Linked DNA regions of Homo sapiens: regions 1 and 3 are each linked to region 2. A link is a loop called in an ENCODE intact Hi-C map of the cell type or tissue named here. Cell type or tissue: heart left ventricle. All regions are shown on one strand. Links, peaks and the distances in the headings refer to the core of each region. The heading gives the core; the rest is flanking DNA. Region 1 has its middle 240 kb from the start of GPATCH2. Region 2 overlaps LOC124904512 (a long non-coding RNA gene). Region 3 has its middle 410 kb from the start of ESRRG.

Region 1 (10,266 bases), core at 1,218-9,217, 640 kb before region 2:
AACTATTTCTCAGAAAAAGGATCTCTAAGGACAGGCCCTGAAGAATGCTAACATTTAAGATTTGAGCAGACCAATGGCAATGTGATTTGAATCATTCTAAATGTGCCTTTTTACAAGTATAAAACTCATCTGGTCATTGGCATATCCATGAAATTTGCTGTCTATAGAAAGCTAGATATCTACTATCATTATTTTCCTAGATTGGCCAAAGTGAACACATCCAGAGGGTGGTCATTATTCACGCTCCTTTGACTATCTTTTTCTGCAAATTATAGTACATGCTGTACTCAGTTATAGAAATTCTTAAAATATCAAATCTTTACATTTCCTACCAATGACATGCTGAGTTCCTCAAGGAGAGGGACCAGGTCCCAAGTTCCCAACTGGACATAGTGCTTATATATAGGAAATGCAAAATAAATGTCTATAAACAAGAGAGGAATGGTTCTATGGGTACTTATTTTCTGATAAGACATTTAATCTCCATGGTCATTCATCCAATCATTTATTCATTCAACAAATACTTATCAAGTGCCTCATATGTGCTGCTACAATCTTACAGATGCAGGCTAAAATGTAAAGAATATTAGATATTTTCTTATTTTACATTTATATTTTATATTCACATTTCATTCTGTTTATTAATAATAAAGCAAGGTAACTATTGAATCAGTTCTAAGCATCAATTTTAAAAATAGGTATGTAAATTTTTAATGACACTAGATATTATCTTAAAATTATTTCTCTTTATGGTTGGTTTATGTGATTGCTTTTTGTCTTGTACATTTTTAGCCCATTTAAGTAAGACAGTCAAATATTTTAAAGTAATCTTTTCCGAACTGACAGAAGGAGTTCCCTTTTGCTGGCTTCATGCCCAATTTGATTATTTAGTATTTATGAGTGAAGCATTGCATAATGGGTGCTATCAGATTATTTTAAACTTGAGCCAATTTTTATTACTGTATGTGAAAAAATAGATTTTGTCAATGGAATTTGACATATGTAATCAATAAATTGCCATGTTTTGAAAACTTCACTAACAGTCAGTTGGGGCTTCTATCCTAATTTAGGTGTCATTGCAGGTATTATCATACTAAAATTCAGCATTAAGACCGAACAGGGCATATTTTGGTGCTCCATTAACATTTGCCTTGGAATTAAAACTTGATACATTCAACCGCTTGCTGCATATATTAATGGGCTCCTAAAACATGCCCCAGAGTGACTTTTAGTACATACACAAGATGGCTTTTCTTTAACTTTCCACTTAATTCTAATCCTTCTCCAAATATTTTTAAAAAGTGTTTTTCTCAGCCTAAAACACATTTTATAAAAAAGTCACAATAGAGTATAAAAGACAATTAGAACAAATTGATTGGACTGCTTTCTTCTATGGTATGCAAAACATTTAAACGAATATGTAACTGGAGAAATAGAAACCACCATTGAGGAAGAAATTTTGCTTACAGATGAGTTAGAGAAGGTCACTTACAAACTTTTTTTTTTTTTTTTTGAGACAGGGTCTCACTCTCTACACTGAAGTGAAGTGGCACCATCATAGCTCACTGCAAGCTCGAACTCCTGGGCTAAGTGATCCTCCTGCCTCAGCCTCCCAAGTAACTGGGACTACAGGCATGTGCCACTACACCCGGCTAATTTTTTTAAATTTTTATTTTTAGTAGAGACCAGGTCTCACTCTCTTGCCCAGGCTGGTCTTGAACTCCTGGGTTCAAGCGATCTTCCTTCCAATTTGCCTCCTAAAGTGCTGGGATTACAGGTGTGAGCCATAGTGCCTGGCCTACAGACATATTTTTAAAGCTTCTGTCATGGCCTCATCTATCTCTGAAAATGCTGAATTGAATATGGGGGGGTGGGGCAGGAGCTAAACACAGATAAGTTACTTTGCATAAGAAATGGTAAATATGGGGATTATGAAATAGAGATAGGGTCTGAGAAGGGTTGAAGAGAATGAGATGTGAGTGAAGGCCAATCATTGCAAGCAATATGGCACAGAGACTGTTAATAATAGGGATTTGTAATGTTCGAGTTTTGTTTTGCTGCAATAGAAATCCCTCCATATCTTCAAACTTCTGTAAAGTCTGATATGCACACGTATGCCTTGTTCTGCAGAACAAATTGCAAGTCCTAGGAGAACACATAGGGTTCCTTCTCCCTCCAATGCTCCTCTGTCTTTTTCTCTGGCTTCCACAAAGCCTATCTTTAGCTCTCACCTTCCTGTGGGTAACAGTTGTGTTAGATACTTCTTCTCTGTGCAACACGATTTTCCCTCATTGTATGGTAATTGATTGTCTCTTCCAGTAAACTCATAGTTCTTGAGAGTTGGAACTGTGTTTTATTTTCTGATTTATACCCAAGTGTAAGCAGAGCATGGAATACAAAGTTGGTGCTCCATAAACATTTGTTAAATTAACAAATAGAATTTGTGGGAGCATTCTATGGAAGATACTGTTGAGGTGGCTGTTGAAGGAATGACTGTCAACTATTGTTTAGTTTTGATTCCTTGCTTTTTCTTATGGTCCATAGTTAACCTTTCATAAATCCTGTCAGTTTTGTCTCATATCAAGAATCCAGCCTTTTCCTCTTCTGTTCAACAGATGCTATGGCTACTTACTGGTAAAAAAGACAGCGGGACTTACTAGTGAGTACAGGCTCTCACACCTGTACAAAAGACACACCACACATCTATTTGTTGTCACTACTAACATCATAATAATCTAGGACATGTGATTTATAAAGCTCTTTAACATTCAAATTTCTGATTTTTTTTTCTCATAAGGTGCCCTTAGAGTAGGTGCTCTTGTGTCTTAATTTGGGGGTGGGGAGGAGAGGGTAGACTCAAAAAGATAGAAATATGCCCAGGGTGACATAAATAATTTAATAGAATTGGGATTAGAACCAAGGCCTTGTGATGCCTAGTACAATGCTGATTCCACAATGTTTCAAAATTCAGATATTGTGATATAATGTTAATATCACTAAAAATGTTTTATGATCCCAAATTTATATTACTTTTTCAAGTATGTGAATTAAAACTTAAGTTAGATGCCCCAGGGAGTTAGATAAGCACTTTTTTCCTGAGTAAACATGGGGGAAAAACGTGGAAAATCTACACACAAATAATATTAAAATATAAATTATCAGAAAACAATGTACTCAAAATAGCTAAGTCTTCTTTCTGAAGCCTGCTGAATATAACAAAAAAGTAGTCTCAAAGACCATGTAAAATGTGATCTCAGGTTTGATTTTGTTGTTTGAGATTACCCATCTTTCCATGGGTTGTAACGTTTATTCCATGTTAACATTTTTTAGCTATTGATTTTAATCTGATTTAATATAATACTATAAACATGAACAGATATGATGTATAAAATATTAATATTGTATTGTTCTCTGCCATTTGCATATAGGCAACTGATATGTTTTTCAAAATTGATTTTTTACTAACTCCAAGGTGATGACAATAAAGTTGAACAAATAGTTAGAGGCGTACAGGGGTACTGATGGCCAAGAAAGAAGCCTACATGTCAGAGAATCACTGGTCATTGATGTGTTTTTTCAGAGCAGATATCTTTGATGTGCCCTTTCAGCCATTGGTATCTGACTTGGATTGTGTGATCCTTGAAGGGAGGATGTACCCTTACTGCCATCTTTGTCAGTGCTAACTCGGTTGCAAAGAACAGAAATTAACTTAAAGGAGCTCAAATGCAATGCAGAGGAGGAGGCTATTTTAAAGATGGAGGAGAACCCCATGGTAGCATATATTACTGGGAAGAGGGCACAGCCAGACTTCGTGGGACTAGAAAATTGCCCGAGAGCTCCTCTAGCTATCTCTCTTTCTAAGGTTATGTTGTTTATCTCTGCTTGTTTCTGCTTTCTGCACCGTTATTTTCTCTACTAATCTCCCCTGCAAGGCAAAATTTTGGGTTCTGCTCATTAAACTTACCTTGTTCTGGTTTGCTGTGCTTCCAATTGTAACCTCAGCTCTAAATGACATTTTAGTTCCAATTTCTGTGTATCATAATTGGAGAGAGAGAAAAAGAAGGGAGTAAGGAAACAAAACAAACCCAACAACCTTACTAGCTCAGTCCAAGCCAGGATCAAGTTCCCCTTGGGTGGTGATGGTGGTAGGAGGTGTCGTGCATCTACCTCTAGTCCAGTCAGCTGAAGCTGGAGAGGGATCATGAGGCATAAATAGGGATGCCTAAGCTCACTGATTTCATAGGGGCTACGGGCTGGGAAGGAATTTCAAAGTAGCAGCTGAAGACAACGATAATTGTTGCTACCATGTCTGTTTAAGTCACCTGATAGACCCCTTTCATGAACTGTTGATGACAAGTCTTGAAGGAGATGAAGGACAAACAGGGAGAAATTCTTTCTTTTCCTCTCCCATCCCTCTTTCTCTCTTTCTTCATCTTCCTCTCTCTCTCACACGTGCAAATACACACACACACACACACACACCCCAAGGTAATAATTTTAAATAAACTTCTTCTGTCTCTTTTTTCAACTTTCTACAGATTTCACCTTGCCTTAATAAATATCATTCCATATGCTTCTAATTTTACAGTAATAATGAGGAAAGGGAAGGAGAAAAAGGAGATATGAAGTCAGATTATTATTACAGTCGAATGTTGGAAAACCAGCTGGCAACTTATAATTTACTGCTGTTCATTAATCAGATACCGCTTAGATCTCAAATATAAGATTTCCTCCATGCATATTCTTGTACAAGATTAGGAGATGAGCATAATAAAGATAAATATTCAATGATAATATAACGTTTTGCCTTGTCTGGTAAATTACTCTGTGAATATATTTTAAAACCTAAGGGTTTTTTTTGTTGTTTCTCTGTCTAGAGCTTTATTATAAACTTGTACATATACCATGAAAGACAACCAAATACCATTTAAAAATTAATGTTTTTATCACATCAACCATGGAAAGTCAGTACAGGGAAAGAAGTTTGGGTTTGTGGATCCAAAAATAAGAAATAAGAGTGATGAAATACAAGCTTGGATGGGAGCATTGTAGGCTTGGGGAAGAAAGCCAATGATCAGAGCAGAGTTAGGATCTGGAATCCAGACCTAGAGCACATTTGGGTAAAGCATCACGCAAAGGTCAGTACCTAGCAAGCAGGTGCTTGGCAGACATTTGCTGCTTGAAGATGGGACACAGCTTCAGATCACATGCAAGCCATGGGTCTGCACTACAGGCAGATATGTAGCAGACACTCAGAAATCTAGCCAAAGAGAGCCTGAATAAAGAGGGAATGCCAGACCCAAGTGAAAAGTCTGGCCAGCAAGTAGAGGGCACTAGTGCAAAGCAAAGAATTTTCTGACCAGAGGGTTTCTGCATAGTGGATGTAACTGCTCTTGGCATGAAGAACAAGAAACCCAGAGAGGATGAAAATTCCTAGGGGGTAGGGGTAAAAGATAAACCCAACACTTTTTATAAGGAAAGACTTAATCTTGCTTATATTGTGACGTAGATCCTACAGAGATAGCTAAGAATATAATCTCTTGGCTTCAACAGACTATTATACATGACACAAATATAGAAAAATTCAAGAAGCAACATATATATTAATAAATTCTATACAATTATCTTTGATTATATTATACGGCCCCAACTTTGGCAGGTATCTTGTACATTTAAGGAAAGTTTTGTAAAACCCTGTTTAAGTTAACCACATAAACACCCTTGAACATGTTCTTTCTTCCTTCATATATTCAGATGTTTCACTAACTGTTTAAAAATACCACTCTCTATATCGTGTTAGTAAGCTGTACTTCTTGCCTTCAACAAAATTCGAATTTAATAAAAGTGTCTGATTTTGCTTAGTATTAAATTATTAATACATATTTTTACTTGATGGTGAAATTAAACTATAGTATTTTAGTTTTGGGAAGAATATTCTCTGGGGAAGCAAAATCGTTAACTTCTACCAAGCAATTTACTAAAGCATTTTCTAGATCAGATAAATGCCCACATTTAAAAATGTTTAAACATCATTTATATAATAGTAAATATAACTATAATAATATATGTTGATATAAAATATATTAATGAGAAATTTTAGAGTAATGTCAATACAATGTTTATATTATTGCATTTATAACAAAGATAGTTTTTCAGGGCAAAGATTTTTCTTAAAAGGGGTTAACTACTTTATGATTATAGAAGGAATGCATTCTAATTAACAAAAGTCACAAACAACCTGTTTATTTAGCATATTTGTGGGACCATTTCGATTTAAAACATTCAAAGCACCTTAACAGGGTGACAAAATATCTTCATTTTACAGAAACTTGATTAATTTCCTGCCTCAAATTGCTAAATGTTTATAATCATATCTTGCAATGGAATTTCACTTCACTTAAAAAGTGCTAGAAAAAGAGAGTTTCGTTCATGCAATAAGAAAAGTCAGAATGTAATGTAGTGTTTACTGAACAATATATATAAAATATGCTATTTTTTCCAATGGCACGCTCCAAACCAATGAGATCATGATACAACACAGATATGAAAGAAATAAAAGCTAAAGGAAGCACAATCATTGTGCGAGTTATAAAGCTCTTTTCAAACATGGTTGCGTCTAGAATTATACTGTTAGCATTAACTACTCTGCTAAATGTAATTTCAGAGCAGCTTGGCTATGCTGGGACCAATAATGTTTCAGCAGATGTTAACAGTGAGGGAATTTAAAGATTACAGAGTTTCATGGGTGTAGTAAAGCTGCAGTGGGAACAGAAATATTACCGTAGCTGTTATGTTCTGAGTGCATCACATTTACTGACAAGTAATACATGAGTGATAATGAGGACCAAGGGAATGGAACTTTATACTTACTGGTCAGCAGCATATAAATTCCATAAATTAAACAAAGTTTTATGTATTCTTCATTTCTTTTCAGACTGATCTTCCTCAGAGGGCCTTTGTTTCATGTTAATTCCATCATCAAAGCTTTGTTCAACCATCCTGTTCTCTTTAGGAAATGTATATCCTTGTTCAGGGTTTCCTTCCACAAATACATCTCTGTTATTTTTTAAACTTGTAGTGATCTCCATGTGGAATTTGAGGGAGCCTCAACATTTTTTATTATGGGTTTTATCAGACTACACACTCCTTGCAGAAATCCCACCCTTGTCCATTTAAAAGAGACAATGTTCAGCATATTTCTTCCCTTAATGATCTAAAAGGAACAATACTGTGATATCTGAAGATGTGAATGGGAGAAAACTTGGTTAAGGACATTGTCTTTCCTTATGCATAATCTGGAGGTGAGGACAGTGAAGGGGGGGGGTCACTCTATTCACCTGGGGGCTAATGGACAATGGGCATAATAGTTCATATAATCTACAGTGTGACCTCCAGCTTTTTCAATGGGCCAAATAATCAGCCACTAGAAAATAAAAAATTCTTGGTGGACTGAACATATTTCATCCTAATAACTCCACTGGATCTCAGAACAGAGCCAGAGTTAGATTACGAGATTTCTTACTTACAAGACTGTGAGAAGCAGGACTGATATGATACTTTCAAGTCAGCAATACTTACAAAATTTAGACAGTATGAATGTTGGAAATAAGAGCTAAACTAATAATATTTGGTGACTTCTAATAGACGTAAAGTTAGCCATGTACAAACGTAGTTTTTCCTGGTCATATAGATACAAAGAAACAACTTCATATATCTTGGACCTCATCTCACCACACTGAGACATTGACCAGATCCTGGAGTAAAATTTTCAAGTAATATGTAGCATATAGATACTCCCACTTAAAATCCAGAGGCCAGAATGCCCATGTGGAGCCCTCACCTGGTACTTCCGGACACTTCCACCCTCTTCCTTCTTTGTGGCTCACTTAACTCATGTGTGTGTCTCACTTGTTGCTAGACAGTGAACCTGATGGAGAGCTTGGATTGTCTTATTTCTTGTTGTTCCCCTGACCACTAGTACTTTTCCAGTGCTTTGCAATAGTAAGCAAAGAGATAATAGAGAGTGAGAGAAAGGCAGAAGACATTGCCAAAGATCCTAGCCCTAGTTAGCTAGACATTATGTAAATTACTGAAAATCATGTTTAAAATTATGTTATTATGCAAATACACATTTCTAAATTTTTATATACAATAGTATGTTAGTCTTTCTACTTACCATACATATTTCTTTTCTTCCTATTTAAAGACTTTTTTTTTCAGAGCAATTTTAAGTTCAGAAAAAAAAAATGAAGAAGAAAGTTCAGAGTTCCCAAATACCTCCTGCCCCCACACATGCACAGTCTCACCCATTATTGACATCCTCACCGGTGTTGTGCAGTTGTTACCACTGGTAAACCTACACTGATACATTATTATCACCCAGAGTCCAGAGTTTGTGTTAGGGTCCATGCTTGGTTTCGTACATTCTACGGGTTTGGACAAATGTATAATGACATGTATCTATCATTTTAGTATCATACAGAGTATTAATACTGCCCTTAAAATCCTCTGTGTCTGCCTTTTCAACCTTCCCCCACACCAACCCCTGGCAACCACTGATCTTTTTATTGTCTCTCTAGTTTTGCCTTTTCCCCAGCATTGTATTGCTGAAATTATACAGCATGTGACCTTCTCAGATTGGCTTATTTCACTTAGTAATATGCATTTAAGGTTCCATCATGTCTGCAACTTGATTGCTCATTTCTTTTTAGCACTGACTAATTGATTGTTTGGATGTACCACAGTTTATTTAACCATTCACCTAGGGAAGGACATCTTGGTTGTTCCAAGTTTTGATAATTATGAATAAGGCAACTACAAATATCCATGGGCAGGTTTTGTGTGGACGTCAATTTTTAACTGCTTTGGGTAAATACCAAGGACTGATGGGTTTTACAGTAAGTATATACTTAGTTTTGTCAGAAACTGCTAAGCCATCTTCCAGAGTGACTATACCATGTTGCATTCCTACCAGCAATGAGAGTTCCTGTTGCTCCACACCTTTGCTAGCATTTGGTGGTGTCAGGATTCTAGATTATGGCCATACTAATGGGTATATAGAGGTATCTCATTGTTGTCTTAGTGTGCATTTCCCTAATGACATATGATGTAAAGTATCTTTTCATATGCTTATTTGTCAGCTGTATATGCTCTTTGATAAGATGTCTGTTCAGGTTGTTGACTTATTTATTCATAGGGGTTTTCTTTTTACCATAAATAATTCTTAATATTTCAATAACCTTCTGAATTGAGGAACTGGAAGCGACATTACTTTGCCACTCTGTCATTTATTAACATCTTTTTCGTCAGAAGGCTGAGGATTTTTTTACCCCCCAGAGATTCAAGAACGTGAAGTTTCCTCAATAACCCTCCCTAATCTTCATCTTTATACTAGCTTCTCACTGGTTATGGTCAAAGGAAAACTCTACGCTTTTAAATGTGGAAATCTGGTGGGAAATAGAGACATATTATCGTGTAAAGTATTTTTATTTTAAATATTACACATACTACTTTTCTAACTTCACATTGCTGATGATTTTATCTGTTTCTAAGCTAAGAAGTTGGACTTATTACTTATGGCAGGCAGGAGCCAGTGAATCAGCATTTGCATCAGTTCCGCGATCCCCAGTTCCCATAAAGCAACGTGAAGAGGACCAGGTGGCACCTGTACACATAGTGGATTGTGTTCCAGGAGGACTGCTGAGCTTGAAGCCTGGCCTTGGCTCCAGAGGGCGACCCCATCTCTCTCTTCTAAGGCTGTTCCCTGTACAAACATCATGGAAAGAGGAGTCTAGAGCCAAGAGAGAGAGTGCTTCTGCTAACAGGATCTACAGACATGTGAAAGACACATGGAGAATATCTCCCAACAGTGATAATCTGGAAGTGTCAGATTGTTCACCTTTTATCTAGAAAACTGTTTTTTTTTTAATTGAAAGTCACTTTCAGACTCACATGGTTAGGCCCCCTGTAGTACTGGTAAGACAGCTGCAGGGTTTTCTGGCATTAAATCGCTTCTCATAGACTCTAAGACAGATCTCCCTTCAAACAAATTCTTATGCCATCGTAGGATGTATAAAGGGTAAAAGTTATGCACTATTGAAATATAAGTGGTGAAAGCAGTTTTAATTTTCTTGCTGGCACTATTATCTTTTAAGTCCTAATAATCTCTCCCATGCTCAGGCCATGAGCCTATAAATCGTACAAGTTCAATTAGCAGTGCAGGAGAACTTTTCCTCAACAGTGCAAGGGACTGATAAAAGCAAACAA
Region 2 (10,266 bases), core at 1,220-9,219:
AAGTACACAGGCTTCCTTAAGATCTGGCAGCAAGAAGCTAGATTTATCTGGGGTACAACAGCATTTTGGGAATGCACACTACTTGGGTCCAAACTATTTCAGGTTTCTGGGGGAAAGTTAGTTTTTTTAGATTCCCTGTAATGTGCAGGGGGGCCAGGGTCAGGCAACATCTCTGGATTGCTACTAATAGGGACCCCTCATCCAGGAGGAAAGTATTCACTATTTAACTACAATCATTAGCAAATACAAATAGCCCCTGGAATAGAAGAAGTTGAAAACTTTGAAACAGTATATATTGCAAAGTAAATCCTTAGCATAAAAATGCATACTGTTTCTTGTTGTTTCTGCCACTGATGGTCTACACTAAAGGAAGAAGATTCAGTTCTATAAACATCTACTGATTGCTCTGATTCAGCTACTTGAGACTCCACAGAATTTGGAGATTGGGTTTTGGGGACTGACAGCAAGGATTGAGTTAAAAAGGTCATTCTTTCCTTATATGTGGGGACCATGTGAGGTAAATATAAGAAAATAGGAGTAAAAAGGAATTTTATTTTCACCAACCACAGTATAATATGCTATTGAATATAACAAAGCTATTTTCTATATAGTATGTAGTTTGTATATAATTGATAATTCGGGATATGATATAGTCACTTTGATAATTTAGCCATTTATTTAACCAAATGCTCCTTTTTACAATATACAGTAGCTGAGTTTGGGGGGCTCTAAGATCTAGAGTCCTGGTCTAGGTGGAATGAAGGCAAATCATGACTTGAAATTCACAAATTAATTTTTGCTTTAAAGGCAAATCATGTAATTTGCTACCACTCTGGGAGGAATGACATTTAATATAAAACCATAATTCAGGAAATTACAGAACATCAAAAATTCACCAGTTTGCTGCTTTGAAAAAAAGTAAAGTCAGTTTTTATTTAAAATATCTTATTCAAAGAAAACAGTAGATGTGATAAAATCATGAATTGCTTTGGAACCTATAAAATATCCGCTATGCAGCCCCTTTCTCTTTATTGTTCTTTGTAAATGTGTTCATGGAATACCCAAAATATATAAACATGAAAGCCATACTCTCCTTCTTCCATAGTCTATCATCATCTGCCTCTTTTAAGAAGGCCTAGTTACATGTAGCAAATTTGATGTCCCTGTCATCATCTTGAAATATTTGTTGAATGAATGGATGGATGCATTCCCCATCTGTGTAGTCAGTTCTCAATTATCCATTATAATGGAGTTGAAATAGAAAAGGAACGTTTGAGAGTGAAATCCACAAATCATTGAGAAAGTTCATGTGATTCATTACTTTCAAAGTTTCCCACCAAATCTTTTACGCAACACGCAACTAGATTAAAATGTGGCAAAAAAAAAAAAAAAAAAAGTTCTTTCTCTTTTGCCTGGTTGTACTGACTTAGATACTAAGGAATAAAATCTGAAATTAGTGACTGAAATAAATATATAAATAGAGCCCGGCGGCTGAATGATTATCTGTGAATCATCACAGCAGTAGCTTAGGCCAAACTCATTGTTTCTTATATAGAGTTCCTAGGCAGATATTTTTTAACAGTTGCTGGTAAATCTGAACTAAGGGTACAGAAGGAAAGATGCTCCCAAAAGGATGTTGAATGATAAAAGTTGACTGTCACCTTTGCAGTGTGATAGAGAGGGGAAAACACAATTTAAATGTTTTAGGAAATACTGAAAAAGATACGGGACTCTAGAGTGAAAGTTCGAGATACTTCTGTTCTTTTGTAAAAGTTAATCCTGAGACAGCACTATATCATGTGAGTATGTGTGTAAGTGTTCTGGAGGGAAGGCCTGGGATTCCCCAGGGTTTAGACCCCTTGGTGAAATGTATAGGCTGGGTCAAGGTCACATTCATTTTGGGTCTTATATTTCAGAATATTTGGAAGGAAGAAGGTTTCGGGTTTTTGTTTTTCCTCCATCTCTTTTAAAATGTCTAGCTGCTTCCCATTAAGTTACTTTTGAAAGCTCTTATGTTTTGGGAAGAAAAAAATGGCAGTAAAATCAGCATGGTTTCTGACAAAAGGCCTGAGAGCAGCAATGGTAGGATAACCAAATGCCACACAGAGTTGATAACACTGAGTGGAGTCACAGCTGAGCAGAACAAGCCCAGGAAGTCCAACTTTATGTTGCATGAAAGATCACTGGTGACTGATTTTATTCCTGCTCTGAAGAAAATGTAGACAATGCATGCACACCCGGTCCTTCTTACGACTCCCCACCTCCTCCCTCCTGTTATATCTGAAGCCAGGGTTTCTGACACTCTGATACAAAGTCATAATACATAATCCTTAATACTTCCAAAGGGTCCTGGCTTTTCAGCTAAGAAATTAGGTATGCTTTAAGTTTATTTGGACTATACCTATACACTTTGTTAAAGGGCTATACCACAGGAATGTAAGAATATATACACTTTTATGTATTTGCACAACTATTATAAAATATGTGGAAAGCCCAAATGCACCTCTGATATTAACTTTTTTAAAATCAGAACATAGACTTAAGATAAAAGGAAACTATAAGCAATAGCAGTATTAGTTTGTTGAACTCCTTTCCTGACATTTTCTTTCACTGTTTTTTAAAAGGAGGGTGGCAGTAATCATTAATATGGACTTTAAAAATACCCTTTGATGGTTTTCTCTTGCCATGTCTCATAAATTCCAACCTTCTTTGATAAGAAAAGTGTCTGACATTACAGACCAGGCAAAACTCTCTGAACATTAATTGAAAGCATCCAATTGAATTGTCATATCTTTGCAAAGAAGTAATCATAAGCACTAGTGTGTAGTTTGAAACTTTCGATACAGGAATACAAGAAACATGTTTATGTATGCGTAGGAAGTTCTAATGACAGGTACTACTCTGTGTGTGTGTGTGTGTGTGTATCAATATATAGATATATGGTCCTTTGCCTTTGGTTATCATTTGCCCATGTTAATTGGTAATGCTTATAGGTTACAAAGACAGCAAAGCCACACATATTATTTCCATTAATAGAAGTGAGACATCATCCTCATCATCCTGGTATAAACTTACTGGTGGTTCTGCATCTACCTTTCTTTTATTTTGATAACTTTTAATCTTGATAGATTGAAAAAAAATAGTGAGAAGGCAGCAAAATATTCTTCTTGAAACAGTTCTGTTCTAATCACTGTAACAATTTTACTATTTTAATTCTCCCAACAGTCCAATGAAGTAGTTACTATTCTAAGCCCATTTTATGGAGGAAGAAACTGAAGTACAGTAAAGTTAACTAACTGGCCCAAGACCAGAGAGCTAATAAGAGGCATGGATGGGACCCAGCCACTGTTCCAGAATACATGTCCACTACACTCTACTGTTCTAAAATACCCTAGTATAGGAAGAAAGAAATGTCTCAGACTCAAGCAATTAGTAATTACCATCATACTGAATCCATGCTGGGCTAAACAGTTCTTTGATTTGGCCAGTTTTAGTTCAAATGCCCAGAAGTTCTTTCTGAAGAGAATAGGACCTCTAGCAGTGTGTTCTGAACTGCTTTCCAGAGGTAAAGGGAGGTATGTTTCTCCTGTTTGCTTCAGGAAAGAAACATAAGTAAAAGTAAAGTATTCATTCCTGTCTGGCATTTTATCAACTTCACTAAAAAACTTTTATTTTTTGTTCTTTAGAGGCAGCTGAGATGAATTGTTGCAGAGTGCCTACCTCTTCAATAAGAAATTCATTCTCTCCTGTCACATGCACCCGTAATTTCCATTGATAGAACCTTTCAGAAAATGGAAATGAAATGTATCTGAAATTTCTTATACAGCTAGAAAGCAGAGAAAAGCGGAATCTGCTCTCTTGCTATTGAAGCAAAGGAAAAATTGTACATTTTTTTTACTGGATTTTTTACAAAAATACTTAACTCTTTTACATCTCAGTTTCCCAATCTGTTAAATGGGAATAATAGCCCTTCCAAGTGCTTGAATATTCTAGGTTTAAAAGGCCAAGTGAGCTTAGAATGAAAACATCTATTTTCTTTCAGTGCTGTGGCTAAGGACGCCTTGAAGTAACCAAGCCACAGAGCAAGGATGATGGCCTTTATCGTGTAGAGAGTGGACGACCAGATGGCAGAGCCCATTCTACATAATGACTCTCACTCTGGTGGTTTGTAATTTATGAAGTAGCCTTCTAATCAAAGGCGCTGTTGGCTGCCAGAGAGCTCAGCCACAGCATGGAAATAGCTTCTTCCAAAAAGAAAAAAATATATATATCAGCTGAATATTCTTCCATCTAATACGATAAACAGTCTAAAACACAAGAAAGGTTATCACCAATGATTCTGATTTTTATTTTGTAAACCTTGAGGAAAGAAGCGAAGGGACAGGTTATCTAGGGAGGCCTTTTCCCTTGACTTTATCAGGGAAGAAACAGGAACTATTCTAGCCATCTTGTGTCTTTTGGGTCTACTGGTGGCTCCCAGGCCCTGATGCCTAAGCAGGGAGGAAAAAAAGGGAAAAGAATAAAGGGAGTGGAGGGGCAGGCAGTGAAAGGGCAGATGAAAGGGACAGGAGAGAAATGATGAAAGGGGTTTGCACAGCTGGGCTGAGGCAAAATACCCCCCACCAAATGTCAGTGGTTGCTCAGAGACATCAAAAAGGCACTGGAGGAATTTCTCTAATTTCCATAACCAAAGTTAAAATAAATCAGAAGTATGATGAATATGGTAATAATTCTGCAACCTCTTCTCACAGTCCCTAAGATTTTGTCCCTTCATCTCTTTTGCTGTGACTAGCATTTCTATTGTTCATGATCCCAGTTCTTTCTCTAATATGACAACAGCCTCACTAATCTAGCTATAGCTGAAGTCATAGTTTCCAAAGAACTTCACTTGATTTAGAGACATACACTGCCCCATTTTCTCTTAAGCGTGTAAGGAGACTAAGAATAACCCATCCACTACTTGGTGTTGGGTACATTTTCAATCTGGCATGCCAAAATTCCCAACTCCAGGGTGAGAAATAAATCTGTTTCTTTGAATAGCAATGAGAAAGATGGGTAAGCATTTTAAAAGGGTAGATGATGAGAGCGGGTAGCAGTGCTAAATGGAATTTTATGTTCTTATGAACCATTCAGTATAAAATGATAGGGTGTTTTCTGATTAGGTGATTTTAACTTTTATGGTGAGAAAATGGTTAAACACAGAGCACTCTCCTAAGGTATTTCTTATGAAGCCTTTTCTTCTTTACTGAAAGCACATCAGGGAAATGGATGATGCATCTCATTTGATTCAAGTGAAACAGTTTAAATTGTTATGGCTTTGAGTTTTTTTTTAAAAAAAGGTAAATAACTCTCTTTAGTGAAGAACTGTATCACAGTATGTTCTTCTTCGGGTGGTGGCCTGGTGCCTATCAATGTATTAATTTGTGACATTTGATAAATACATGCCACTGGACAGTAGGTTGTCAGGACATATATTTATAAAGGGTCCTAGCCTATAGAGTTTTCATTTTTAAGCCAAGATCCTAGCAAGTAGCATCATCTCTGAATGAATTGTATTTAAATAGGGTTAGAAAGAAGATCAGTAAGGTAAGAAGATATGCTTTAAGAACAGCCATTCATAATCAGAAAAGCCAGGAGATATTTTTTTAAAAGACCACAAACTATTAACTGAAGAACAGCTTTTTAATGCAGAGCTTTGAAAACTGGACATAGAATATCAACTAATAGAGAAAGAAAAGAGGTAGCTTTCTTAGGAGAGAGAAAGTCTATCACAAATGGAATGTGGTACTGAGAGGTTGGCTAGCTGGAAGGCAAGCCACAAGTAGAAGAGTGATTTTGTTCTCTCCGAGGCGATGTCTGCCAGATTAGAAGCATCAGTGCCCTCTATTGTTCACAGGAGAACTGCAGAATTGCCTGAGAACACAGGCCAGGCATTTTTTGCCTTGTAAACAGACTTCTCTACAAACTGCAATGGATGATAATCAATAAAGCTGAAGGAAGGGAGGGAGGAACGAAGAAAGGAAGGAAGGAAGGTTGGTTGATTCATTTGTGGTCCTCTTTGTAATGTTTGAGCACTATTGTCCAAATGCTTAAAACATGAAATCTTTAAAATGTTTTTCCTAGACTAGCTATTTGAGTTTATTAACATAAGACATATTCCTCAGAAAAAAGGTGCAATTTACATTTAGTGATAGATGGGGATAAAGTTTATGATGCAAAAATTCTTCTGTTAACTTCATTATACTTATTTTTTGTTTGTTTTGATAAACCTCTATTTGCCAATTAGCATTTGACTAACTTAGGTAGAAAAATGCTGATATTAATATCTAGTTTTCTCCTTTGCGTAATTATACTTCCCAGTAATGATTTCGATCTGTCATCATCATGGAAAATATGGGGACTGGAAACTTTTTTAAAGCTAAAATAATATTAAAAATAGCATTGCTCAGCTATGTGTTTTACCAAATTAAAGATTACTGCAGGAATGACAACTTCATTCAAGCAAATCATTTGGAATTACATTAAACAGCTGCTGTTAAACAGCTGACGACAAAAGAGACCATTTTGATCTCCACAGCACAGGGAATCTAGCAGGGCGCTCCCTGCATGGGGTTATGAAGAACATTGTGCTCCTGTGGACCCACACACAGCGTATTCCCTATCGCGCTTGTTGCCAAACACTGGGCTCTCTAATCACTTTGTATTCAGTCAGAGATCCAGGAAGTCCAAATCCAGCCAGACAAATGCAGAACAGCTTAGCAGAAGCAGCTTTAACAGGTGCCGTCGGTATGGTCTTAGGGAACCTGAGAGACACGACAAACCATGGGGAGCATTGGTCATTGGTGTCAGTTTGCCCAGCGCACTGGATGGCACCAGTCACTGAACAGCAGTTTGCCACAGAGACCAGTTAATTGATCCTTAAGTGATGGCATAACAGTGCAAAAAAAAAAATATTTAGACACCTTAACTGTGCAAGTTCCCAGCAAACAGGCTGCTGCTGGGTCTCTTGCCTGCTCTCCCTGCTCCTTATAGTGCTAGAAAGAGAATGGACTGGAATAAAGAGCATGGAGCCATGACAAATTAAAAGGGATGGATGAGAGATTTGATTTAAGCAGGTGTTGTCTTTCTACGTCGACCGTAGGCAACTGAAGATTGCCACCCCATAAGCATAGACTCAAATGGATGGGCCCCTCCCCAGCTCTGTGCCTGTCTATAAGGGTATGTGGTGCCCCCAAGGAGACCACACTCACATACCATGTTTTGAGATTATTTCTAGATGGAGACAACCACTGCACTCAGATGTGAACTTGCTTTCTGTGCGTCGTCTGCCTCAATAACAGCACTTGATTTAAGTGAGTTTGAAAAAGTTGGCTGGCCTGACAACATCCTTCCAGATTCTGTCACTTTATAAACACAGGGATGACTTATATTCCCCACAAAAAAATCAGAATTTGTGTATTGGCAAAATGTTCATGAACTTACTTGTGTAACTTGAGCAAACACAAGAGAAATAAGAGGTTTCTGTGTGTTCAGATACAGCAAGTTGCAGAAGAAATTTGAAAAATCTGCATTAAGGTGGACAACAGCCTGTATAAATAGTTCTATTAATATTTAGACTCTTGGCTTGGTACTGATAGTAAAAGGGAGAGAGAGAGAGGGAGAGAAAGCAAGGCCACATTTTAAATTATTTGGAATTTCTGGCAAAGTGTTTGCTTCTGCAGTTGGGAAAACATTTGACTTTCTTGTATGTTTTTCTTATTCTGCTACTACTGCATTAAAAAAATGGGGTCCCAGACAGATTAGAGTAGCTAGGCATTCTGGTGCCACAAAATGTCCATTTCCATTCCGTCTGGGTAGCATGGATTAACTAGTGTGATACTTGTAACCTGTTCTGAGCAAGTGTGGATCTAGGCTATACATTGACAAGTGAATTGAGAGTCCACTGCTTATGAGGGATTCCAGCTTTACCCTCTGCTTCCAAAGCTTCTTATTTTCTAAACTTTATTTGTAAATCAATAATTACATCCCAATATAGTCCTATCTGAATGCCCTACATTTTAAGAGTAATAACTCTATTTCAATAGTATCTTTTATTAAAGTTCATGTTACTGACATCATAGAATTAACCTTTATACAATCACCTTTCTAGTTCATTTGCAAGAAACTAAAGCAAAATGGAGTTGATAGAATAAGCAACATTATAGGCAAAATGAGGGAGGAAACCTACTGGATTTTATTAATTATATCTTAGCCTCCTGAGCACTGTTGTTTTTTGAATTATGCCACATACTGTTTTCATAGATTAATAATATTTTAAGGTTTGAATAGACTTTGTATAAATTAGTCCTTTTTTCTCACAGTAAAGTTGGTAGGCTGAGGCCTAAAATGATTGAACGTTTCGCTCAAAGTCCACAAATTGCTCACAGCAGAACCAGAATTATACCAGTAAGTATTTTGGTATTAAGTGTTTATGGATTATTTGATAAAAATCATCATAACTATTTTGGAAGGAAATGCAATCATTGTGGGCCATATACCCAGTTGCTCTACCTTCCTGTGTCTGGGATATCCAGAGAAATCAGAGAGAAGCTGTGTTGCTGGGCATAGGGGTAGGGGAGAGGGATTTCACCCAATCTATCATTATATCCTTGTGATGCTATAAAGGACCTGTGCAGAGGAACAGAGCCATATGAATGATATTGTGAGGACCTAGCACGTGAGACAAAGAGGTATATGAACACTGACATTATTCCCATCATATGGTATTGCCATAGAGTGAGGCAGAAGAATAAACACAGGGCTAAGACAGAAAGAAGCCTGGTGGGATGCGGGTAATTACTCTCAAGTTTGTCTCTGCCACTTATGGGTTGATAGAATCCCAGGCAATTTAAATGACGTCTCAGAATCCTTGTTTCATAATCAATAAAACTGGAAAACTAACATCATTTATCTCACAAATAGGTAAAATCAGATTAGGGGTGTGCAAGCATTTTTGGAAGCTTTAAAGTGAGATGTTTGTGCTAGAAATTAATAAAATAAAACAAGTCTACAAAATACAAATTCTATGAAGCCTGTTTTATGAGTTCTTTGATGAGGTTTCCTTTGCTAAGTCATACTGATAATTACTGATAATAATCTAAGGTCTTTTGAATATATTGAAGGAAAAAAATTAAGTTAAATAAGGCCGTTTTAAGGAAAATGGTTACAATTCCTTGCAAACAGGTATAGCACAAAGTAAAGCAAAATAGTGTGTGCACGTGGGTTTACATGCTTCATTTATCTGATGAACAGACAGTTTTTGGAAAAAGGGACCAGTCTTTGTTTATTTAGAATTTGACAACTCTGTAAGAGCTTTAAGTTAGGAGATGAAGATTCAGTGCACATGTTTATTATTTCATCAAACATTTACCAGTTTTATCTATTTAAACAGGTCACTAATCAGCTATAGGATCTAAATAAATGGTATGACGTTCCAAGTGATACCTTTAAAAATGAATACATCTGCCTACATTTTCAAATTTGACACCATCATTCTATCATTAGGCAAGCAAAAATACTACGAAAATTAAGAACTTTAAGCAAAGAATTCTTTTAAAAGTTAGCTTTGGTAACTTCTGTTATTTACGGTTATGTGGATGTCATACTATTTGGGATATAAAACACTATATATATTAAATTAATATTTTTCCAATGAGGGCATTTTGCCTGTAAATATGAATATTTTATTAGTTTGGTATCATTTTTCTTTTCATCAGCCTAGCTTGGGCCTCCTCTATTATACATTGCTTCCATCTAGGAAAAGCATGTGTTGTAGCAGAAAGAGTTCAGACCCTGGCAGCAGATAGTCCTGGGGTCATATTCTGGTTCTGTCACTTACTAGCCAGGTTTCCTTGGATAAGTTAATGTTTGAGCTTCATTTCCTTCTTTTTATTTCTTCATAAAATCAGAATCATTATCACCATAATATCTACTTTTTACATTATTAAGATTGTTAGATAATTGCACAATAAAAGAAGGCTGTTATTATTTTTACATTATTGAACTTTTTTGAGGTTGAGCAAAATACTGTAAGTAAAGCTCTCAGAACAAAGCTTAAGACATAGTAGGTGTTCAACAAATATTTTTCACTTCTCTTTGAAACAAACTCTACATTAAAGCCTATATTAAACCCTGTATTAAATAATAACACCACATTACATTTGTATACTTTTTTACAATTTACAGAATGAGTTTGATACATAGATAATTGCCTTCTACATGAGGACT
Region 3 (10,266 bases), core at 729-8,728, 390 kb before region 2:
GAAGGACAAAAAAAGGAGAATAAGAATAAGGAAAAAAAGAGGTGGAAGGAATTTGGGGCGCAATCTTGTCACATTAAATTTTCCAAAGCATCGACATAGTTAGAGCATATAGCTGTGAATTTATTGTGACATAGGCTTCTCCTCACGCTAGCACTGCTTATTTATTGAAAAGTTCTGTATTGGGGAATGAAAAATGTCAAACAGGAAACTTCAACTGTTACCTGGAGGGGACGTTAAATGGTGACTTGGGAGTGATTCACTCCAACTTCTTTATGGCTGGGAGAAGGAATACCACTCTGACATTTTTATATAGGCTTGTGTGCAGAAGCTAAGCACTTAGAAGAGCGAGGCAGTTGAGATTAGATGCGAAAAGAGAAAATGAGTACGTATTTGGGGATTAACCCGCATTTGTGCTCTACAGGGAAGCAAGCTAGGCACTCACTTTGAAGGCATCACTCCAGTGAAACGCCATCAATCCTGAATGAAATTACTTAGGGTGAAATTGCATATCTGCAGGCGGCATCATCTCTGCTGTGCTCCAGGTTTATTTATCCCTCCAACATGAGTTTGACTGGCCTTTGCTAAATATCACCCCTGAATAGCCTAGACCTCTGGGAAAGGGCCTGGAGTCCTAAAAATAGCCACTCATTTCCGTTACCCTATCTTGACTACAGCGTGCTCCAAGCAGGGATACGGCGAAGGGGTGGGGGAGGGGGGAACACAAGTATTCCTTTTTCTGGGACCCGGAGCCCTAGAGTTTGTGGCTTAGCCTCGGAGAGCCTCCGGCAAAGGCGAGGAGGTTGGAAGGAGGAAGAGCAGAACCGCAAAAGGCAATCAGTGGCTCGTTCTCTCCTTCCACCAGGATCCTAGGGCATTCCCATATTCATTAGTAGAATTCGGTCCACTCCAAGAGCCCAGGCTGGAGTCGTCACTCAGGCCCAAGGCAGGTTGGTTAGAAAATAGCTCTAGCAGGCCTTCCCTCCCATTCCTCCAAGCCCCCTGCCTGGGGTCAAGTCACGCCTAAAGGATGTAAGAAGCCTGATTCAGGAGCCGGTCATTTACTCTTTTTCTTTGTTGTTTTCCTAGAGGTGAGGCGAGAAAAAACGCTCACAGAAAGAGAGAGAACCGTTGCAATTTGCACCCCCTCCCGCCCCTCGACGCAGGCAATTCCTTGCTTGCATCTGGCGGCGCGGGCCGAGCCGCCTCCGCGTGGCTAATATACATATTTAGAGGGGGAGGCTGGGCGGCTGCTTCTTCTCCGGGTCAATGTGTTAATTAAAAGTTGGTCTGAGTTGGTCAGCACACAGTCCCAGATGTGCTTAACAGCATGCAATTAACACATAAGGCAAATCTTTTTGAAGATACCAGAATTGAAAACCCCCCAAAGAAACTCCACCCCGCCCCCGCCCTTAACGTGGAATAGCGATGGCAAATAAGGGAAAAGTCATTAAAAGACGTAATTAAATGTGGGCCGCCATTCTTGAAGGGGGTCGAGCTGGAAAAAACATTCCCTAAATCTATATATTTCAAAAATAAATAGCAAATTGATTTTTTTTTTCTGCAGGACAGGCAGGCTCGGAGATCCGCTTCGCTCCGTTCCCACCCCATGTATATTAAATAGCCGGCGAGCGGCGGTCGCCCGGCGCGGTGACCTAGCAAGCGCCCGAAGTCCCCGGCCTCTGCGCGGGCCCGCGCACCGCCGCCGCCGCCGGCAATTGCAGAGGGGCCTCTCCCAGCCAGATTGGTTTCTCTATCCAGGGATAATTACCGCAAGCTCACTTGCCTAGCGTCCTTTATATTTTCAAAAAGTTCAGGGGAAGAGTACGTATGTATTGGAGGGGGAGTGATAGTCATTCTAGATTTAAAAATATTTATATGAAAAGTAACAGTATTCGCGGAGACACCTAATATCATCATCGACCTCATCGGAGGAGCAGGTCCAGGTTCCACTGGCCCAAGGCTGCATCTGCCAGCTCCCGCCTGCCCGCAGTTTTCTGCCTTATTTAGCCCTTTGCCCTAGGTTCTCAGGCCTCCATGTGTCACTTTGCTTCTATTTGTGTTTTCATTTGGGTTGACTGTGTGTATGTATGTGTGTGTGTTACACTTCTCAGAATCCACCAAAGACCTTGAGTAAGAGCTGTTGACTGCATCTTCCCTCTCTCTGAAATCTGTTAGCACCCCCCGGCCCAACCCGCCTCATTCTCCTGCCTATACACATTCACAGGGGCAGGCGCTCCTATGCACGCCCACATTCACCCACACTCCCACACATCGTTCATTGCAACTTCCCCACTTGCAGAAGCCAGATGAGGACTTGGTGCCGAGTTGGGCACCTTAAGGCCACACCGATCTCTAAGTCAACTTCTTGGTTATCAACCTAGACTTTTGTCTTAACATGGTTTCAGGGATGCCACATGATCCCATCACCAACACCACCCAAAAGGAGGCCAGGGATAGCAAATCTAACCAATTAATTATGTGTGTCGTATCTAAAGGGCGTGCCTTATTGATGACACCTAATGAAGCAAATAATGGATTTGCAGTATCTCGCTATTCATCTGGTCCTTCCAGAATACCAAGTATTAAGGAGAGATGGATATGATGGATGGAGAGAGAGACAGAGAGGAGAGGGGGAGGGGGAGAAGGGGTCGGCTACAGATCCTTGGAAACAGACCAGATTTGTTGAGTGTCGGCTTGAAGAAAGCAGTCTGAGCTATGATTTAAACACCGGAGGCATCATTGTTAACTAGTGTCCGACGACTGTCCCCCGCCCCCACTGTGCCTTCCTCCCGCTCCTTTCTTTTCTCCCTTTTGTAGGATACAGAAGGTGAATAATGAAACCATTTTGCTAATAGTTTATGAGCCATGAGATTGGAAATGTATATGGATAGACCGTAGCACCAGGCTAAAATCATTTGAAAGAAGCGTGAGGCTTGGCAGAGACAGAAAGAAACCCTCGGTGTCCTGTCTCCCCAGCCCGAAGCGGAAAGGGACGAATGAGGTGGCCTCGTGCCTCTCCCTCTCCTCTCCATCCGAGGACAGCGGCTTGGCCGGTCCTCCTGCCAGCGCCTCGCCCTCCTCGTCTCCCCAAGGGGCTAGAGCCAGAGGGAGATGAATTGGGGCGATGGCGAGATAGCGCGAGCGGGAGATAATCGTTATCACCAGGGTTTTTCTTCCAGTGATGGATCTGAAAAGATCTATCACGCGGGGTAGCTCTCCCGGAGGCATAAAACAATAGACGTGAACCTCGCGCTGCAGACAGCCACAGAGACGCTGTTCGTGCGTCTGTCATTTCTGCCCCCATAGGGCCTGTTCCCCTAGTTACGAACACCCAGAACCTTGAGAAATGCCGCGAGTACCCACCCACCCACCCACCCGACCTCCACATTCGGCCCTCTAGGAGGTTTTCCCAAAGGCTTTCTTTGCGGAGTTGCTGCAGTTTCAAAGCCTGGACTCTGGAGGAGGGATGCGGGGGCACCTAAGGGGACTGGAGGTGGAATAGGGTGCAAGGTGAGGCGCTGGCCTAGACCCACAAAGGGGCCGCAAAGCCTGGGGAAATCCTAGGAGCTGACTCGGAACGGTGGCCCAAGCCAATGGCCCGCGAGAGACCGCCCCGCATTTGGCCAGGCGTCCCAGAGAGCGGAGGCGCGCGGGGGAGGGCGAGGGCGGGCTCCTCTGGAGGCGGCGGGCTCCAGGCCGGGCTCCCTAAACGGGTCAGCAATTGGAGCGGGAAGGCCGGACAGGTAGGTGGCGTGGGGCGCACAAGCCCGGCAGCGATAACCGGGGACGTCTGTACTGCTTCCAACCCCGTCTTTGAGAACTCTTAAGCAAGCGCGCTCGGGACCGGGACCGACAGGCGGTACCGCAGCCTCCCAGGCCCTTGGGGCAGCCTGGAAAGGGCAGTCCGTCAGCTCTCGAGCCCCAGGCGCGGTCTTCGCGGGGGCTGGAAAGGGAGACGCGCGCAAACGCCTGCGTGGAGCCATGGGCGGTGGGCACACCCCGCAGGGGGAGCTACTGCCTGAGCCCCCTTAGTATTTCTGCATTTTTCCACTCTTTCCAAACTGGATTCTGGGACAGAGTAACTTTTGCGTTTAAGAGGAGGTAACTAGTGGGAAGCGGTCTTAGGAGGAGGTAACTGGTGGGCAGCGGTGTTAGGAAAGGCGCGATTGGGTCAGCAACGCCACTACATAAACTGCATGGGGGACCCTGTTTGGTTTTTGCCCTTTGGGGTACTAGTAGAGGTTAGGCGTTTGACCTCTTGTGTAGTGTACTGGCTGCTGGCATTGGGCAGAGGTGGGGCACTGGAAAGAAAAAGCACCACTGTCCTCCGGCTCCCTCCCCCCCAGCTACTAGTCGCTTTAGGCCCACGGGACGGGCTTGACTCCCATTTCGCAGGCCTGACACTGAGGCAGAGAACGTCCAAAGAGGAGCAGAGCAACGTCCCTGCATCTGCGGACTCTCCTCTCCCGGTACCTGGCGTCAGCTGCAATATCTCCAATTTCCTCAATCCCCACACCCATCCGTGCTGATCGTCCTATTGACCCTGGTTTCTGTGCGACATTCAGGATAAATTTAGCGTAGCAACCTCAGGAACTGGGAAGTTTGGTGTATGGAGCGAGTGTCTGTTATATTCGGGGGGCTTTATTTTTAAGGAAGCACCTAGAATGAAAATGAAAATCCTACTGAGCCAATCACCACCCACAATCCGGCCTGGCCAAAAGGAAAGGGGAAGGGCGGGCAGTAAGTTGTGTTCAGGAATCTCAGTCAAGTAGATCCCATCCGTTGGGTCTGCAGATGTGAGCGGGTGCAGCAAAAGGGCGTCCAGGGACAGGGGTGAGGGCGTGCGGGGTGATTAGTAAGCAAGACCCCATGGCAAAACCCCACGGAGCTATCTCGCAGCTCAGGCTTACGCTAGAGCTGGCGCCCCCAAGCAAGCGATGACGTGACCCGGGTGCCCGCGTTTGCCCTCCCGGTAGGCCAGAGCCTAGGGTTGAAGTAAAGTTGCTGAGTGGGTTATTGTCGCTTCTGGGAAAGGAAATCTGCACTGCAGGAACTCCTTTGTGCCTTCCGCACTCACCTTTCGCACTTCCATCTAAAATTCTGGGTTACCTAAATTCCTGTCCCAGTACCTCAGGAAAACGCCAACTCCTGGCGTTGCTTTCCCTTTCCCTCCCACTCACTCCGGTACTCCCAGAGAGAAACCCGGCTCCGGATCGCCCTCCGCCCCCTGTCTTCAACAGCCACCCTCCCTGGGAGCTCCGCTCTTTGCCCTTCCCATCCAGTGCCAGTTGTTGGGTGGGGGAGAAGGGTAGCAAAGGTAGGTGGGTAGAGAAGGTCAGATAAATGGCGAGATTCTTACCCCCTTCCGCAAAAATTAACACCACTACTGTAAATTCTAATAAAATTAAATTTCATCTCTCTCTCCCAATCTATCCCCTCACAACTACTGCAAAGGGGGCGGGGGTGGGAGTAAGGTCGTCCCCAGAAAAGGGGGGATCTTGAGCAAAATGCACGCCTGCTCCTCTTATTTGTTAGTTGCTTCGGTCAAAAAGTTTGCTATTTATAGGCTACACGCGGCAGCCCGAATCCCCGCGCCCGCTTCCGAGTGCAAAGTGAGAGCGATCCCGGAGGCGCCCAGCGGCCCGACTCCGTCGTGTCCCGTGATTTGTTTTGTTTTATTTCTGCTCTCACGCGGCAAGCAGCCAGGGAGAAGACCGTGGGGAGCCCCGAAACACCCTCTGGTAGTGGCAAAGAAAACAGTTCTGCAGTCGGTGAATGTGGGTCCGCGCCTGACCCCGCTTCGCGCGCGCGGGCGAAAAGGCTGGGAGGAGGTGCAGCCGCCCTGCCGCCGCCGCCGCCAACACCGCCGCCGCCGCCGCCGCGCGCGCGCCCCTTGCTCAGTCCTTGGCCTCCGCCTCTGCCCCTTCAACCTCCAGCTCCACACGCTTTCTCTTGTCCCTCCTCCCCCTTTGATTTCTCCCTTCTCATTCTCTATTTCGCTGTATCTCTTACCCTCCCCTCACCTCTTTGGCCCTACCCTCAACTTCCAGCTGAGTTTGCATCTGGGCGCAAAATGAGTCAAGACTGGCCTTTACGTGGGAGGCGGGGTGGGCGTGTGTGTTTCATAAAGAATAAAACTGTACGGGGCTGGGCGGAGCAGGGGGTGAGGAGGGGGAAAAGCGCGTGCCCGAGCTGGCCCTAGAGGGCTGCCCCGCGCGCTGGGGGAGGGGACGAGGTGCGTCCAGATGGAGACCTTTCCTTTCGCAGTAGCTCTGACCTGGGAATGAGGACGCAGTGCCCAGGAAGCCTGGCCATTTGGCACCATCCCTCTGCGGTGCGGGGACAGATCTCTCTTAATCAAAATCTCAGAACCGCCCTGGGCGGAAAGCGGGGAAAGGAGAGGAAGGAGAGGCTGGGACTAGCCGGAAATAGAGTCAGGGTCAGGTCCCTGAATTCCAGGTAAACTGGGCGCTGCGGCACCTTTTTCCAGCGGCTGCGGCCAGGACTCGCTTGCTGTGAGAGCAAAGGTGCAAGCGGATCGCGGCGGTCGGTCCACAGGCCTTGACCTTGTCCTCTTTTTCTAAATGCCAGAGCCGCAGACTATGCGGTTTTAGAAATCAAACGTCAAGGGGACGGGACCACAGCAGGCTGGCGAGGTTCCTCGAGCCTCAGCCCGGAGCAAGAGAAACGTAGCCGCGCCAAACACGCGGGGAAGAGCTGTGCGCTCGGAGCCGCAGCCAGGCGCTCTTTCTCTCAGGCGCGCAGCGGCTGGCTGGAAACTCGCGCACGGCGGGTCAAAGTGCCCTTTCCCGCCTGAGCTGAGGTACACTTTTGGGGGTACGGGGTGTGGAGAAAGTTGTGACTGAAAATAACCTCGGGTCTTGGATCCATGAGGCCGAAAATGAGAGGCCAGAGCGGGGGTAGGGAGGAATTAAGAACAAGTAAGTGGAGACCGCTGGCTTCGCTTCTCTGGCGCGCAGGGCCCTGTGCCCTCACTGCGCGCATCGAGATCAACTTCTTAGGCACCACCAGTTTCTCCTTCCTCTGTAGATGTCGCAGTTAGAGTCCCCTTTTGGCCACATTCCCCCAAAAGTGCCCAGGCGGTCTTTGCGGATAGATTAGCAGGGAGAGAAGATCCAGCGCCAGTCTGTGTCGGTGCCATTTGGAGGAGACCTACTCCCCAGGGTGTGTGCGCCCGAAGTTCCCCGTCACAAACCATGGGGGCTGGAGCGCGGTCTGTTCCCAGCTCGCATCCCCAGTTCCCTCCCGAGCTCACATTGCAGCAGCAGTCTGGTTCAGACAGGACCCGGGGCGCCCGCATCTGGCCCGGAGCTGCCCAGATTCTCAACCTGGCCCTCCCAAAACCGCTTTCCAAAACTCAACTGCAAAGTTAAAAGCAGAAACAAGTTTCTGCCACTAACTCTGGGCCACATTCGGGGATATGGGTAGATGCGAAACTTAGTACATCTTCATAGGCAGAAACCGGTGGCTCTGACCTCTAAATGTTGGAATTCAGGTGCTGGAGGTGCGATGTCTCAGTATCTCTCAGCCCCATTCCCCAACTGTAAATGCGCTCAGCTCTTTGGTTGAGGGTTTATCTTAGCTGTTGATCTTTGCCCTAGGCCCTAATGGGAAGGGAAGGAAAGGAGAGAACAGGTCAAAGTAAGAAAGGCAGAAGTACTGAGGAAAAGAGAGAAGGAAAAGACTCAAAGTAAAAGCACAGTTAGAAAGAAAGAAAGAAAGAAAGAAAGAAAGAAAGAAAGAGAGAGAGAGAGAGAAAGAAAGAAAGAAAGAAAGAAAGAAAAAAGGAAAACACCATTGCTAGCTGTCTTTCTTTCCACCTTGTTCAGTTTGAAAAGCCCAGGACTTTCAAGAGTGAAGGAGTTAGTTAGCCAAGGACCCTCAGACACATTTAGATACCCCATCCCCAAAATGTTTCTATGACACGCGTCGCTCAAGTATTGGCCAAAGTTGGAGAAGGCCCGAGCGTGGGCTCCCAGTACCTCCGGCAATTTTACTTTAGCATAAACTCTGGGTCCTGAAGATGGGGCGCTAGGCGCCAGGCTCCTGGGTAGCGGTGGGAGCATAGTGTTTGTAGTCTAAATCATTCATTCCGCTTTCAAGAATTTTGTGAAGCATTAGGGCTTTTCCCGCCTTTGACGGGATCTTAAAATTCGGGAGCTTCCGTCGCTTAGGAAAGTGACTTGCTCTGGCTGTGAGACTCACTCGCTCAGCTCTCTATGCGGCAATGCTGGCCATAGCTTTCTAGTTCGCTCTCCCAACAGCAGGCTTCTTTCTGGCCTGTCCTTCCCGCGCTAGGCCTCTGTGGCCTGACCTCTAGAGCCCTGGGTCTTTCCTCACAGTCTGGGGCTCTAGATAGGAAGGACCCCAAGTTCTCTTTCTCCTTGCGAGTAAAGATGACATTTCCACCATGTAGACAAAACTAGACAAGAAACTTTCGGGGTATGGAAGGGAGGTGGTGACAGAGAACGGAGAGGCCCATTTGTTTCCAAATCAGTTAGTGAAGAAAGAAGAAATTTCATTTCCTCCAAATTAGCTCGTTTTCAAGCAACTCTGGAAAATGGCAGAAAGAGGAATTGTCCTCTTAGAAATACTTCAGATCTGTGACCTGTAACCCCCAAAACGAGGCAAGGACGGGGTAACCATGCACCTGTAACCCCCAAGAAGAAGCAACAAGAGAGTGTCCATGCACGTGGAATTGGACAGAAGTGGGTACCTGTGCCCATCTGCATACAGGCCCTGCTTTTCTTAGACGACCGACCTTAGATCATGGTTATAAGTGGCAGCCACCATTTTACCAATAATCAGAGCATAATCTCTTGACAGTTCCTAAATTGTGTTTTTCGTGGTGCCACTGGCTGCTAAGTTGCCAGGGATGCGATAATCAGCTTGAACCATCCCAGACCAAGATAACTTTATGAGCCTTGAAATTCCCCACCTTTCTCAATCCCACTTGCAATTCCTCAGCCACCGTCCTTCCTTCTCTACCAGCATGGCTGTGTCATCTGGGTACTAAAATGGCCTGAGAACCAATCCCAGTTGTTCCTCTCCCTTTTCCCAGCTAGACCTTTGACTAGAATACGGAATTAATTGGCCTAGCTCAAGGTGTCACACACCTGTAATCCCAGCACTTTGGGAGGCCAAGGCAGGAGGATCACTGGACTCTGGGAGTTTGAGACCAGCCTGAGCAACACAGTGAGACCTCCCTCTCTACAAAATTAAAAAAATAAAATTACTGAGCATGGACAGATGAAGGCAATGGCTAAGCTTTTCCTAAAAGTTGGAACAATTCCTTTCCTCCCTCCTTTTCCACTCTGATCCCCAACATCATCTTTCTTGGGTCAGCAACTCCAGAGCTCCAGCAATGGGGTCTTCCTAATCTTGTGCCCTCCCTTATTGGGATTTCTTTTTCTAAGAGGTCAGTGTCTAGAGGAACTGAGTATAGTCTCCTTCCAGGATTTTATTTGATCATCAAATTTACACATTTCAAGGCAAAGAGCTGAGGCCTGAAACCCAGATGTCAGGAGGGAAGGAATTAGGGAGAACCCAGAGAACTAAGTGACTCTTTGACAAGGAATTTCAATTAACTTGATACTTTTCTATTAGGTCTCACCAATTTGAACTCAAATTTTTCCCCTTAAGTGAAGAAATAGAATTCTCCGATTATGTATTAGCCATATGTTCAGGGCTGTATTCTGGCTGAGCATTTTTAGAAGTTGACCACTGAATACGTATACAACCTCCAAAGTCTTCTGCGCCCTCCAATATCTCACTTCATTTTGACATAAAATAAAAGCATTTACTTTCATCCAGTTCTTGGTCACCTTCAACAGGTTGGTTTCAGTTGCTGTATTTCTCAAATTTCCTTACAATAACAGCACATGAACCAGATATGTTTGGATTCTGTGGGACAGGATTACTCCCTCTTCAATTCTCCAGGTAGTTCTAGCTAAAACTGCCTTTGCTTTCACCTGAGTTAGATACATGCTTGAGATCAAAGTGAAGATATTTTTTTAACTTGAATTATTCAAATACTTGCTCACTGTTTTTTTTTTTCTTTGCTATTTGGAATAAACCTGGTCATTAATAAATATGGTCATATTAACCTTTAAATAGACATGTCATAAAAGATAAACATGCCTTTTTATGTAGAAATTTTCTTTGAGGTGTTTAAAAATCATAGCTTGGGTATTTAACATAGCTTCAGGAAATTGGACCTTTGCAATTAATGGACAACTGAACTTA

Evidence for each region. Hi-C counts contacts between places; a loop is a spot of excess contacts. Peaks named below come from ENCODE experiments on the same cell type or tissue, not always from the same donor. Only the 100,000 strongest peaks of a DNase experiment are listed, where the experiment ranks them.
Region 1: a loop joins it to region 2, with 7 times the contacts of the local background. A loop is called at or near these places in 6 of 110 quality-filtered maps.
Region 3: it touches region 2 in a loop (3-fold over the local background); 4 of 110 quality-filtered maps call a loop at or near these places.

The regions. Positions count from the first base shown.
Region 1 is chr1:217,389,116-217,399,381 of GRCh38, reverse strand. No RefSeq gene overlaps it. Among named protein-coding and RNA genes, the nearest start is that of GPATCH2, 240 kb to the left of the region's middle. In heart left ventricle, for the core only: a CTCF peak has its summit at 5,316; no DNase peak of the experiment used is centred there.
Region 2 is chr1:216,745,833-216,756,098 of GRCh38, reverse strand. It overlaps LOC124904512 (a long non-coding RNA gene), which reads left to right. Exons shown (of 2, transcript XR_007066880.1): 1 at 1-2,921. It also overlaps a transcript of ESRRG not described here. Among named protein-coding and RNA genes, the nearest start is that of ESRRG, 28 kb to the right of the region's middle. In heart left ventricle, for the core only: a CTCF peak has its summit at 5,896 (motif pointing left); no DNase peak of the experiment used is centred there; H3K27ac peaks cover 3,296 bases.
Region 3 is chr1:217,131,144-217,141,409 of GRCh38, reverse strand. It overlaps a transcript of ESRRG not described here. Among named protein-coding and RNA genes, the nearest start is that of ESRRG, 410 kb to the right of the region's middle. RefSeq lists enhancers at 2,569-3,279, 3,991-4,701, 4,702-5,413, 6,962-7,728 and a silencer at 6,509-6,803. In heart left ventricle, for the core only: no CTCF peak of the experiment used is centred there; DNase peaks (open chromatin) are centred at 1,631, 3,649, 5,622, 6,262 and 1 weaker place; H3K4me3 peaks cover 4,613 bases; H3K27ac peaks cover 2,622 bases; H3K27me3 peaks cover 4,078 bases.